2 separate regions of the Homo sapiens genome follow, and region 1 is linked to region 2. A link is a contact called in ENCODE Hi-C or POLR2A ChIA-PET data. All regions are on one chromosome and are shown on one strand. Each heading gives the region's core, a stretch centred on a gene start or an enhancer-like site at or near the end of the contact. The rest is flanking DNA. Distances are from core to core; before and after follow the strand shown. Region 1 holds the start of HPDL (4-hydroxyphenylpyruvate dioxygenase like). Region 2 holds the start of ZSWIM5 (zinc finger SWIM-type containing 5).

Region 1 (5,725 bases), core at 1,708-4,207, 120 kb before region 2:
TTTGGGAGGGGAATCAACCGTAGCGATGTTCTTTCCAGTCCCAAGAGTAGTGTGAGCAAAGGTGGAGCCCAGTGCAGGCTGCAGTGCTCAAGGAGCTGTGAGCAGTTGGTTTAGCTGGAAAGGTCAGCAGGGCCTGCTGGGTCAGTCAGGGTGTGAGCCCTAGGCTGCTGACTCATTTTAGGTGGAGGAGAGAGGAGTCAGATTTGCATTTTTAGGACAATTCGATTCCCTCAGGCAGCCTTTTGGAGGGTTGATTGATGGGGCAGATACTTGAGGCAGGATGAAAGCTCTACAGCATTCCAGGCTAAGCCTAGCTAGATCAGTAGAGTCGGGGAAAGGGAGAGAGGACAAGGAGAGGATTCTCTGCTCCCCCTCCCCCAACTACAAGGCCTCCCTCCTTCCATTTTTTCACAGGGTTCCAAAAGGTCCCAGGTGTCCTCTCCGTGCAGTCGGAAAAAGCCCCGCATGGGCCAGCAAGTCCTGGATAATTTCTTTCGGTCTCACATCTCCACTGATGCACACAGCCTCAACAGTGCAGCCCAGTGACACCTCTGAAAGCCCCCATTCCCTGAGAATCCTGTTGTTAGTAAAGTGCTTATTTTTGTAGTTATTTTATGTTGTATTTTTTTGAGATGGGGGTCTCGCTATGTTGCTCAGACTGGTTTCGAACTCAGGTGATTCTGGCCTCAAGTGATTCTCCCACTTCAGCCTCCTAAAGTGCTTGGATTACAGGCATGAGCCACCACGCCCGCCCTTTTGTAGCTATTTTGGACAGCCTTCCACCCTCTCCCTAGCCCCCTCACCCCTTATATCTGAGGGAGGGACCCAGAAAAGTGGTGACGTTCTGCTTGGTTCTGACTTTCTCTGGCTGAACTCCCAGCCAGCCCCGGGCAGATGGGGTTGGAGTGGGGGTGTTCTGTCCAGACTGATCTGCCCTCCAACCCCCAGGAGAAAGGCAAGGCAGCTACAGGGAGAACCTGCCAGTGGCTGACACACAACACCCTCTGTTTACGTCTCAGGTCAGCTCTAATTGGAGTGGTGGCATCACTCTGGAGTAGGTAGTTGGGCTCAACTCTCACCCAGCCCCTCCCCACCTGAGTGGTCGCTCCCTAGGGGGAGAGGAAGCACAGGAGAAGATTTGTTCTGTTTTAAATTCCTACCTCAAATACGAAATAATTTATTTAGGGTTATGTTACATACGGAGTGAAACAATACAGAAAAGCAAAGGGCTAATAATGACAGGATTTGAGGAGTGGGTGGGAGGAAATAGAATCACAGCGGGACACAGGGAGGACTCGAAAGTATTGGTTATGTTCTATTTCCTAGTGTGTAATTCTTTTATTGTTCTTTGTATCTTACATATTTATTATAGACTGTATATAAGAAATGTTTTAGTTTTAAAAAATCCCACCTCTTTGGAGCCCAATGAGAGACACAGCTTCTGGCAGGCACTGATGAAATGGAAGTCACACCTGCCCCCCGGAGGCAAAGCCTTTCACTAGTTGGGCCTCCTGCAGATGTTCCTCAGTTCTGTGCTGGTCTCCCCAGAGCTGCAGGACAGCTGGCTGCACCCAGCCCTGGGCATCCTTAGGCTTCCTGGCTCCTGGCAGATTGCTCCTGTACGGACTGCCACAGAGCTCTGATGTTGCCCTGACCAAAGCCAGTGGCCCCCTGCCTCTGAATCAGCTCCAGGAAGAAAGTGTCCTCAGTAAAAAGGGACTTGGTGAAGACCTGAAGCAGAAACTTGCCTTTATCACCATCTAGCAGGATCCCCTGTCGAGCAAGCAGATGAGGCTCGTGCCCTGCAGCTCGGATCTGCCTCTCCTTTCCTGGCTGCTGGTAGTATGCCCCAGGGGGAGCCAGGAACTGGCCTCCAGCAGTTGCCACCCCCTCAGTGGCCTCCACAATGTTAGGCGTATACAGCCCCACGTGCTGCAGGCCTGGCCCCTTGTGCCGGGCCAGGAACTGCTCCACCTGGTCCTGTCGTGTCGTCGCCCCCGGAAGGGACTCAGCCAGAACAAGAGTGGGGACAATGCTGCCCGGCTGGGCCTGCAGGGCTGTAAGCCTCAGTCCCCCAAGCCCAAACCCTGCTGTCATTTCGAGGCCCAGCTCGGGATCCTCACCTGGGCTCAGCGGCAAGTGGCAAAAGCCCAGGCAGTCGTGGAACCAGCGCAAAAGTGTGGGGGAGCTGCCGGGGGTGCAGGCCAAGGTCAGGTGGTCCACGCGGCTGACCCACCCGGGGCCAGGCGCAGAGGACACGGGCCTGAAGCCGGGTAGGAAGGGTCCGCGGTAGCCAGCGCGCTCCAGCAAGGTCAGGCTGAGGATGCCGGCAGGCGAGCTGACCACGGCGTAAGTGGCGGCACCCTGCGCGTCCCGCACGCGAACGGGAGGGACAGGCACGCTGCAGCCCAGCGCTGCCAGCTCCCGGGTTGCAGCGCCGGCGTCCGCCACGTCGAAGCACAGGTTTGTGGCGCTGGGCACGGCGTGACGCGGATCCAGGCCGTACAGCGGCTCTCCAGACCCTGCGCCCTCGTTCACCAAAAAGACCGCGTCGCCGCTGCGCAGGGCTAGCTGCCGCCAGCCGTCCACCTCCCGCGAAGCCAGGGGCTGGAAGCCGAAGAGGCGCTGCAGGTTCCGGGCTAGGGGCTGCCCGGCGGGCACGTGGAAGGCGATGTGGCACAAACGAAGGGCGGGCGCGGCCATGGCGCTCTGGACGGCGACCTAGACTTGTCCTTCTGGGGCCGCTTACTTGTGGTTGGGGACTTCGGGGCTCTCAGTCCTGGGCTGATCGTCCGGAGTTGGGGAGTCCGGCTCACCCCGCAGAGCGCGTTCCTCGCTTTCTTCCGGAAAGAAGTCACCCGCCGACCCCTGAGAGCTCGCGGTTCTCCCTGCAGCGCCACCCCAGCCAGGAGCAGCGTCTGGACCACCGGGTCTCAGTGAGCCGAGCTGCTGGTTGTGAGAACCACGCGGTGCCTGTGCTCGCGCCAAGCAGGAGAAAGAGGGCGGAGCCCGTGACTCCGCCTTTGACTCCCCACCCCCTCCCCCACACCCTGTCGCCTCGGATACTGCGGGGTCGCCGCGCTGCTCTTTCCCCGGGCCTCACGCCTGGTCACATCCTTGGGCACTGAGCCTCCCTTCCCCAGCCCAGGAACTCACAATGGCTGCCTTCACTCGGCGCCAGGCACTGGGCTCCCACTCATCCCCCCAACCTCACAGCGAAGGGACTCAGCCCGGGTTCAGGGAAAGAGTTGGAATTCTCTCTCCACAAGCACGGAATTTTTTAGCACTTTCATGTTTTTTCTTTAAGTTCTGGAGTTTGCCTCTAAGTCTTAATGTTCCCTGGAATACACACACACACACACACACACACACACACACGTTTATATGTTTTGAGACAGGGTCTCACTCTGTCACCCAGGCTGGAGTGGCACAATCACAGCTCACTGCAGCCTCCACCTCCTGGGTTCAGGCGATTTTCCTTGCCTCAGTGCACAAATAGCTGGGACCACAGGCGGACGCCACCACACCCAGCTAATTAAAAATAATTTTTTTTTTTAGAAATGGGGTCTTGCTATATTGCCCAAGCTGGTTTTAAACCCCTGGGCTCAAGCCATCTTTCCACCTCAGCCTCCCAAAGTGTTGGGCAATCTCTCAACCAGTCCTGTCTCTTTCTTCAATCACCCTTCTGTCAACATCATTTAACCCCTTGTCCCAAGCAAGATTTGGAGGAAAAATCTGACGGTTCGGGATCTGAAAGGAACAGCTGCCTGGCTGTCATTCCCCTTCCCCATCCTTTGAGGACTGGAACACAGGCCCTCCTTGCTCTTTGCAGCTTCCTGACTTGGCATTGAGCCAGAGATTTCTGTGGTGGGGGCACTTCTGGCTCTGAAACCCAGAATTGTGTGAGATGACTGGATTGAGGAATTTGTAGTCTTCTGGAACTTCAACTGAGTGGCCCTTGAAGGGTTAGGGAAGGGCATCCAAGAAGGGCAAAGGGCATAAGCAAAAACTCAGTAAGAGTGTGAGCCAGACTCTTAGAGGAGCAATGGGCCATGCTGTTAGGGAGGCATTTAGGATGAATGCCACAGTCCAAGGCATCACAAGAAATTTTTTTGTCAGGCAGCCTGATCTACTGGGTTTCATTGGCAAGAGGGAGAAGGATGTCATAGGGGACAGGGGCTAGCTGGATGTCATGGTGTTCAGGCCTGCAGGCAGGAGGGCAGTACCCAGGAGCTGGTCAGGGTGGTAAAAGGTACTTGGTGCTACTCTGCAGACCAGTGAATGTGAGGACATGAGTTCCAAAAGCCAGACGGACCTGGGTTTGAATCACCAGCAACACTTACTGTCTGTATGGGCAAGTTGCTTAACGCCTCTGAGCCTTAATTTGCCCATCTGTAAAAATGGAAATAATAGTACCTACTTCAAAGAGTTGTGATTAAGTGAGGTGGAGTAAGTGTTCAGTAAATAGTAGCTGTTGCTATTGTAGTTACTGTTTTTTTTTTTAATTAATTTTATTTTCCCACATATTCTAATATTTATTTATTTTAAAAAGTTTTTCAGAGCTGGGCACAGTGGCTCACACCTGTAATCTCAGCACTTTGGGAGGCTGAGGCAGGCGGATCACCTGAGGTCAGGAGTTCAAGACCACCCTGGCCAACATGGTGAAACCCCATCTCTACTAAAAATACAAAAAATTAGATGTAATCCCAGCTACTCGGGAGGCTGAGGCAGGAGAATCACTTGAACCCAGGAGGCGGAGGTTGCAGTGAGCCAAGATCATGCCATTGCACTGTAGCCTGGGCAACAAGAGAGAAACTCTGTCTCAAAAAAAAAAAAAAAGAAAAGAAAAAAGTTTTTTTAGAGATGAGGTCTTACTCTGTCACCTAGGCTGGAGTGTAGTGGCATGATCACAGCTCACTGCAGGCTCCAACTCCTGGGCTTAAGCAATCCTTCCACCTCAGTCTCCCAAGTAGCTTGGGACTACAGGTGCACACCACCATGCCTGGCTATTTAGTTATTGTTTTATTTTATCTCATGATACAATGCCAGTGGTACCTCCCAGAAGGTGTTGTGTGGCCTACTAGAGAGATGGGGACAGGGGCTTCACTGGCATGGGCCAAAGGCTAGGCAGCCTACTCAATGAGCAGCTCACCCCAAGGAATCCTGGGTAGTAAGAAAGGAAAGTAAATCTTGGGGGCCCCAAATCACTAAGCTAAAAGGAAAAGTCAAGCTGGGAACTGCTTAGGGCCAATCTGCCTCCCATTCCGTTCAAAGTCACAGTAAGAGTTAAAGAAAGAGGAAAGAAACACAAAAAGCAGCTCAAAAATCAAACCTGAGAGGGGCTTCTGGCTGATTTCAGTCAGGAGTGCTCTCTCTTACAGACTATTTATTTATTTATTTATTTATTTATTTAGAGATGGATTCTCACTCTGTCACCAGGCTGGAGTGCAGTGGCGAGATCTCAGCTCACTGCAACCTCCGCCTCCCGGGTTCAATCGATTCTCCTGCTAGCCTCCCAAGTAGCTGGGACTTACAGGCACGCACCACCATACCCAGCTAATTTTTGTATTTTTTTTAGTAGAGACGGGTTTCACCATATTGGCCAGGATGGTCTCAATCTTTTGACCTCATGATCCGCCTGCCTCCACCTCCCAAAGTGCTGGGATTACAGGCGTGAGCCACCGCGTCTGGCCCAGACTAACAGTATTTATTGGAGAGAGCTTGG
Region 2 (5,450 bases), core at 2,451-4,950:
TTGCTTGTCAAATGATACCTAAATCCTCATCTCTGAGTCTCACTCTATCCTTCACCTTCATCTCATCATTTCATTCCATGCAAAGGGGTTGAGGATGTTTCACAAATGCAAATTTAAAGATTTATTTCTAAGGTTGGATCAAAATTTTCCTGACATCAAAAGAGTTGTATTAAGATGTGAGGTATTCTTCCTGGTTATTGATTTTTGGTATTTGTGTTTTCACCCTGGGGATTGCAATGCTGTAAAATAAGTATCTTTAGACTCCCACAGTCTCCTTGAAATATGTCAATTCTCTCATCAGAGAAGAGGGATCAAACAGAGAGAGGTAACACAGGCCCAGAGCCATTGCTAGCCCATATGGTCACTTGGTGAGAATGAGAAAGAGGCACCCAGATGCAACCTGGTTGGTGCAGGGATGGGCAAATGGAGTGCAGGCCAGATTTCAGCCCCTTTTTGCCCGATGTCTAGATATCTTTTCGTCCAATGCCTTCTACAAGCCTTTATTACCTCCTTCCCACACTGTTGGTTTATCTCCAAACTCATCTTTTGCCTCCAGACTTTATCTTTCTCCTGATTCATCCTACATATTTCTGTCTGGTTAATATTCCTAAAACACTGCCTTTTATCATATAACTGTCCTGCTCAAAATACCTTTATTAGCTTCCCTCCACCAACCTAAGAAAATGCAGATTCCTCAAGTTAGCATTTTACAATGCTTTTAAAAGCTTTTCACAATGTCTCCTGTCTCTCTTGCAGTCTTTTCCCACTATTTCTCACCACAAACTTATGGTCCAATTAATCTAGCATTCTTGTTATTCACAACCACATATTGCATATTCCCAAATGTCTTATTTGCTGTGTTATTACCATCTGTATTTATATATTTATGTGCTTATTTTTTATTTTTTATTTATGTTTTTGAGACACAGTCTCACTCTGTCTCCCAGGCTGGCAGTGGTATAATCTCGGCTCAGTGCAACTCCGCCTCCTAGGTTCAAGCAATTCTCCTGCCTCAGCCTCCCGAGTAGCTGGGATTACAGATGCCCACCATCATGCCCAGCTAATTTTTGTATTTTTGGTAGAGGTGGAGTTTCACCATGTTGACCAGGCTTGTCTCGAACTCCTGGCCTCAAGTGATCCACCCACCTCAGCCTCCCAAAGTGTTGGAATTACAGGTGTGAGCCACCACGCCCGCCTAACATGGAGCTTATAGTCTATTTTGGGAAACAGACATTAAGCAAATAAACACATAAATATAGGCTAGGCGCCATGGCTCACACTTGTAATCCCAGCACTTTGGGAGGCTGAAGCGGGCAGATCACTTGAAGCCGGAGTTTGAGACCAGCCTGGTCAATGTGGTAAAACCCCATCTCTACTAAAAATACAAAAATTAGCTGGGCATGGTGGCATACACGCCTGTAGACCCAGCTACTTGGGAGGCTGAGGCAAGAGAATCACTTGAACCCAGGAGGCGGAAGTTGCAGTGAGCCAAGATTGTGCCACTGCACTCCAACCTGGGTGTGACAGAGTGAGACTGCATCTCAAAAAAAAAAAAAAAAAAAAAAAAGACAGTAACTGATTAAATCAGAATAACATATTCATTGATTCAAAGTGCAAATATTTTCTGAACATCTTCTATGTGTAGGCATTTTGGCAGGTGGTAGAAATAGGCCCTTACATGGAAATGGTTCCTGCCCTTCCACAGCTCATAGTCTAGTTAGGGGGACAGGCATTAAAGGAATATTCGTTCTCCCAAAAAACTCTGATAAATTATAGGAAAGAAAATAGTGTGTGTTATGGAAGCCTGTAAATGTGGTACCAGATTCAAGGTGGAGTAGGGATTATGCTATTTTGCAGTAATCTATTTATAGTTATTTACAGATATAAATCCATTTACCAATATAAACAGATTTCTTTTTCTTTCTTTTTTTGTTTTTTTAGAGAGGGTCTTGCTCTGTTGCCTGGGCTAGAGTGCAGTGGCATGATCATAGCTTACTGTAACCTTGAACTCCTGGGCTCAATCAATCCTCCTACATCAGCCTTCAGGGTAGCTAGGACTACAGGGTGTAGGCCACTAATCCCTGCTATTTTTTATTTCTTGTGTAGAGATGGGGTCTCCAGTCTGCTCTGTTGCCCAGGCTGGTCTAGAACTCCTGGCCTCAAGGGATCCTCCACTTTGGCCTCCCAAAGCCTTGGGATTACAGGCATGCGCCACTGCATCTGGCCTAAACAGATACTTATTGAGTACCTACTACACTGAATAAGCAAACAATTTGAATTACTTCTAATTCCAGCCAGCCTGGGCAACATAGGGAGACCGCCCCTCTACAAAAATTTAGAATTAGCTGGGTGTGGTGCTGTGCATCTGTTGTCCTAGTTATTCTGGAGGCTGAGATGGAAGGATAGTTTGAGTCCAAGAGTTTGAGGTTGCAGTGATCACCCCACTGCACTCCGGGCTGGACATCAGAGTGAGATCCTGTCTCTAAAAAAACTTTTTTTAAAGTGAATTATTTCTAATTCTTACAACATTTATGTGTAGAAGCATTATTACTAGCTCCCTTTTGCAAATGATTTAATAGAATCATGAATAGCATCACACACAGCAAGTGTGATTCACACCCAATTCTGCCTGTGCTCTTTAATTCTGAGATTACAGCAAAACCAAACTGTGGCTCCAGCCTGTCTCCAATCATTTACTCTCTTCTTACTCTTATTTTATCCTACACTCTAAATCTCTCTTACTTTGAAGGGCAAACTCAACTATAGAAACTCTTTTAATACAGTTCTTGGAACGTTTTAAAGTTGTAGAGATTAGTTTGTCAGCAAATTCTGAAATAATCTGAGCTTTCTTGATCGAGCAAGAAACAGTAACTTACAATTGCGTGTTGTTTATGGAGTTAGTGATGAAGCTGCCATTCTTGAGCACCCACTATGTGCCAGGCAGAGGATAAATTATAGTGAAGGAAATAGACATGATTCTCACTCTCATGGAGTTGACAGTCAGACATTAAACAAATATATAAAAATACAACTATGTAAAGGTGTAGAAGACTGAGCCAAGTGAGGAAAACATGAAAGACCTAATTCAGATTGGAGGTAGGGGATCAGAGAATTCTACCAAAAAACACGCAAAAGTGTTTTGTATTCTAGGATGCAAGGTGCTAAACCCTCCAAAAGACCCCACCAGGATGCAACCCCCGTGGCGATAAGATCTTGATGCCCCATTGTCAAGGGGTGGTGCGACTTTGTCCCACTCTGGGGTGGGGTGACCGCCGGCTTTATCCTACATTGTTGTGGCGTGAGGTGAGTTTTCATCATCCGAACTTTCTGATGTTTTCCCCTAGTGTCTTCTTTCCCAGCGTCTTTCTGCCAGATCTTCCGCTCTGCTGTGACAACCTCCTGTCACATCAGTACCGTTGGAGCTGGATTGTTTTTTTCTCCTTGTACCCCGCGAGCCTATAACTTCACGGAGGCGGCTCCTTGGATGGCTTATGGCCCCGCCATTTCATTCAGTCACACAGTCCATTCCTGTCTGGCCGGCGGCAGGTGGGTTGGAGGTGCGCGGGCGGGCGGGCGGGCGTGCGAGAGCGTCCGGCGCTCCTCTCCCCTCCGCGGTCGCCGGATCCGCGAGAGCGCTCGGCTCGCGTTCTAGGCTGTTTGCGCCTGGAGCGCGCCGCGGGCCCGCGCTCGCTCCCGCCTGTCTTCGCGTCCGCGGCGGCCAGGACACCGCGCGCCGCCTCACGCTACCCTGCAGGCCGCCCGCGTCTGCCCTCGCGGCGCGCTCCCGGGCCCGGCCGCGGTTCCCCACTCGGGCCGGCTGGCTCGCGGGTTCTCTCGCCCCGCCCCCCTCGGCGCCACCGCTGGGCGCTTGCGCGGGGCGCGTGGCCGTGGCCAGGGTCTCCGCCGCAGCCCGAGCAGCCGCCGCCGCCTCAGTCAGTCAGTCAGTCCCCAGCAATGGCGGACGGAGGTGAGCGAGAGGAGCTGCTCTCGCCGTCACCGGTCTCTCCGGCTAAGCGGCAGTGTTCGTGGCCCAGCCCGCAGGCTCATCACCCTCGCGGTTCGCCTGGGGCAGCCGGCGGAGGGGCAGGGGGCGTCGGCAGCAGCTGCCTGGTCCTCGGGGCCCGCCCCCACCTGCAGCCGGATTCCTTACTGGACTGCGCCGCCAAGACGGTGGCGGAAAAGTGGGCATACGAACGGGTGGAGGAGCGCTTCGAGCGGATCCCGGAGCCCGTGCAGCGCCGCATCGTCTACTGGTCCTTCCCGCGGAATGAGCGGGAGATCTGCATGTACTCCAGCTTCCAGTACCGGGGCGGCCCCGGCGCCGGCGCTGCTGGCGGCGCCGCGGGGGCTTCGCCGGCCGAGGAGGGGCCGCAGCCACCCCCCGGGGCCGCCGCTCCGGCCGGCTCCGCCCCCGGGGGCGTCGCGGCTGGGGCATCCCCCGGGCTGGGCGCAGGGGCCGGCGCGGCCGGCTGCGGTGGCGAGGGGCTCCCGTTCCGCCGGGGCATCCGTCTGCTGGACAGCGGCTCCGTGGAGAACGTGCTGCAAGTCGGTATGTGCTCGTCCAGGCGTTCTCGGGTCCTCAGCCTCCTCTTCCGCGGGTGCCTCTTCTCGGCCCGAGCCCTGGGGCCGAGACCCCGGCCTTCTGCCCAACTCCTGTACCCCTGCCGAAGGACGAACAAGTCACAAAAACTTTTTTCAACCTTTCACTCAGGTCCACCACTGCTCTTTCCTCCACTGACCCTCTACCCCAATTTCTTTTTGTTTGAAGAGTGAATAGATCTCTCTTCTTCACTCTTTCTATTCCCCACACCAAGGCAAAGAGAATGGGGAGGTATGACTTTTTGGATGTAATAATTTCAGAAATGTGTTGTCCTAATTTAAGTTTGGAGAGGAGAGGATTGTTAGTAAATCTGGAACAAGCGGTTTTAGAGGGAGCGTTTGAGGGACAGACTGTCAGAGGCAATCTATAGCCCTAGCCGATTGAGTCTCGATGAAATTAACACTGGGAAAAAAGCCCCAACAAAATACTGCATGTTTCAGACAGTTTTAATTGTCTGCGTTAGGATTTTTCCCCTGGACCGGTGATGCTTGGGAATCTAGGCTGCGGACTAACAATAACCGAAGATGGAAATGTGACAGCTTCTCCTCCACACCCCCACCCAAGGAAAAAAAAAAAAAAAGCCATACAATCTGGAGTGGGGGTGGGGTCTCTCTTCCTTGTCAGACTGGGGTAAATCAAAAGCTGGTCACGCTGGGTTTTTCAAAAGCTTCTCATTTAACAAGTCCTATTTGCTTTTATCTTTTTGTTATGGAAAAATATATTATACAAATGATTTCTTCCTTTACTCCTCCGGAGCTTCTAGTCAGTTTGTTAATCTTATTAAATATATAAATACAGTGCTTCTGATTTGTGGAATGGTTAAGGAGAAGGATAAAAAAATGATTAACAT

What was found. A loop is a pair of places that touch in the nucleus more often than their neighbours do. ChIA-PET counts read pairs that join two places held with the same protein, here RNA polymerase II (POLR2A). Pooled maps may share reads with other maps.
Region 1: a pooled map shows a loop between it and region 2 (3-fold over the local background). The contact joins the promoter of HPDL here to the promoter of ZSWIM5 in region 2. A Hi-C loop is called at or near these places in 3 of 50 pooled maps. POLR2A ChIA-PET finds 5 or more read pairs at or near these places in 5 of 52 experiments (HEK293T, HepG2, T-cell and 1 more).

The regions. Positions count from the first base shown.
Region 1 is chr1:45,324,127-45,329,851 of GRCh38, reverse strand. It overlaps HPDL (4-hydroxyphenylpyruvate dioxygenase like), which reads right to left and starts at 2,957. Exons shown (of 1, transcript NM_032756.4): 1 at 1,142-2,957. The coding sequence starts at 2,703. The coding sequence ends at 1,588. It overlaps MUTYH (mutY DNA glycosylase), which reads left to right. Exons shown (of 16, transcript NM_001048174.2): 16 at 415-610. The coding sequence ends at 546. RefSeq lists enhancers at 1-397, 1,746-1,855, 2,616-2,865, 2,876-2,925 and a silencer at 5,661-5,725.
Region 2 is chr1:45,204,855-45,210,304 of GRCh38, reverse strand. It overlaps ZSWIM5 (zinc finger SWIM-type containing 5), which reads left to right and starts at 3,700. Exons shown (of 14, transcript NM_020883.2): 1 at 3,700-4,549. The coding sequence starts at 3,955. RefSeq lists silencers at 3,474-3,893, 4,094-4,253 and enhancers at 3,322-4,221, 4,222-5,122.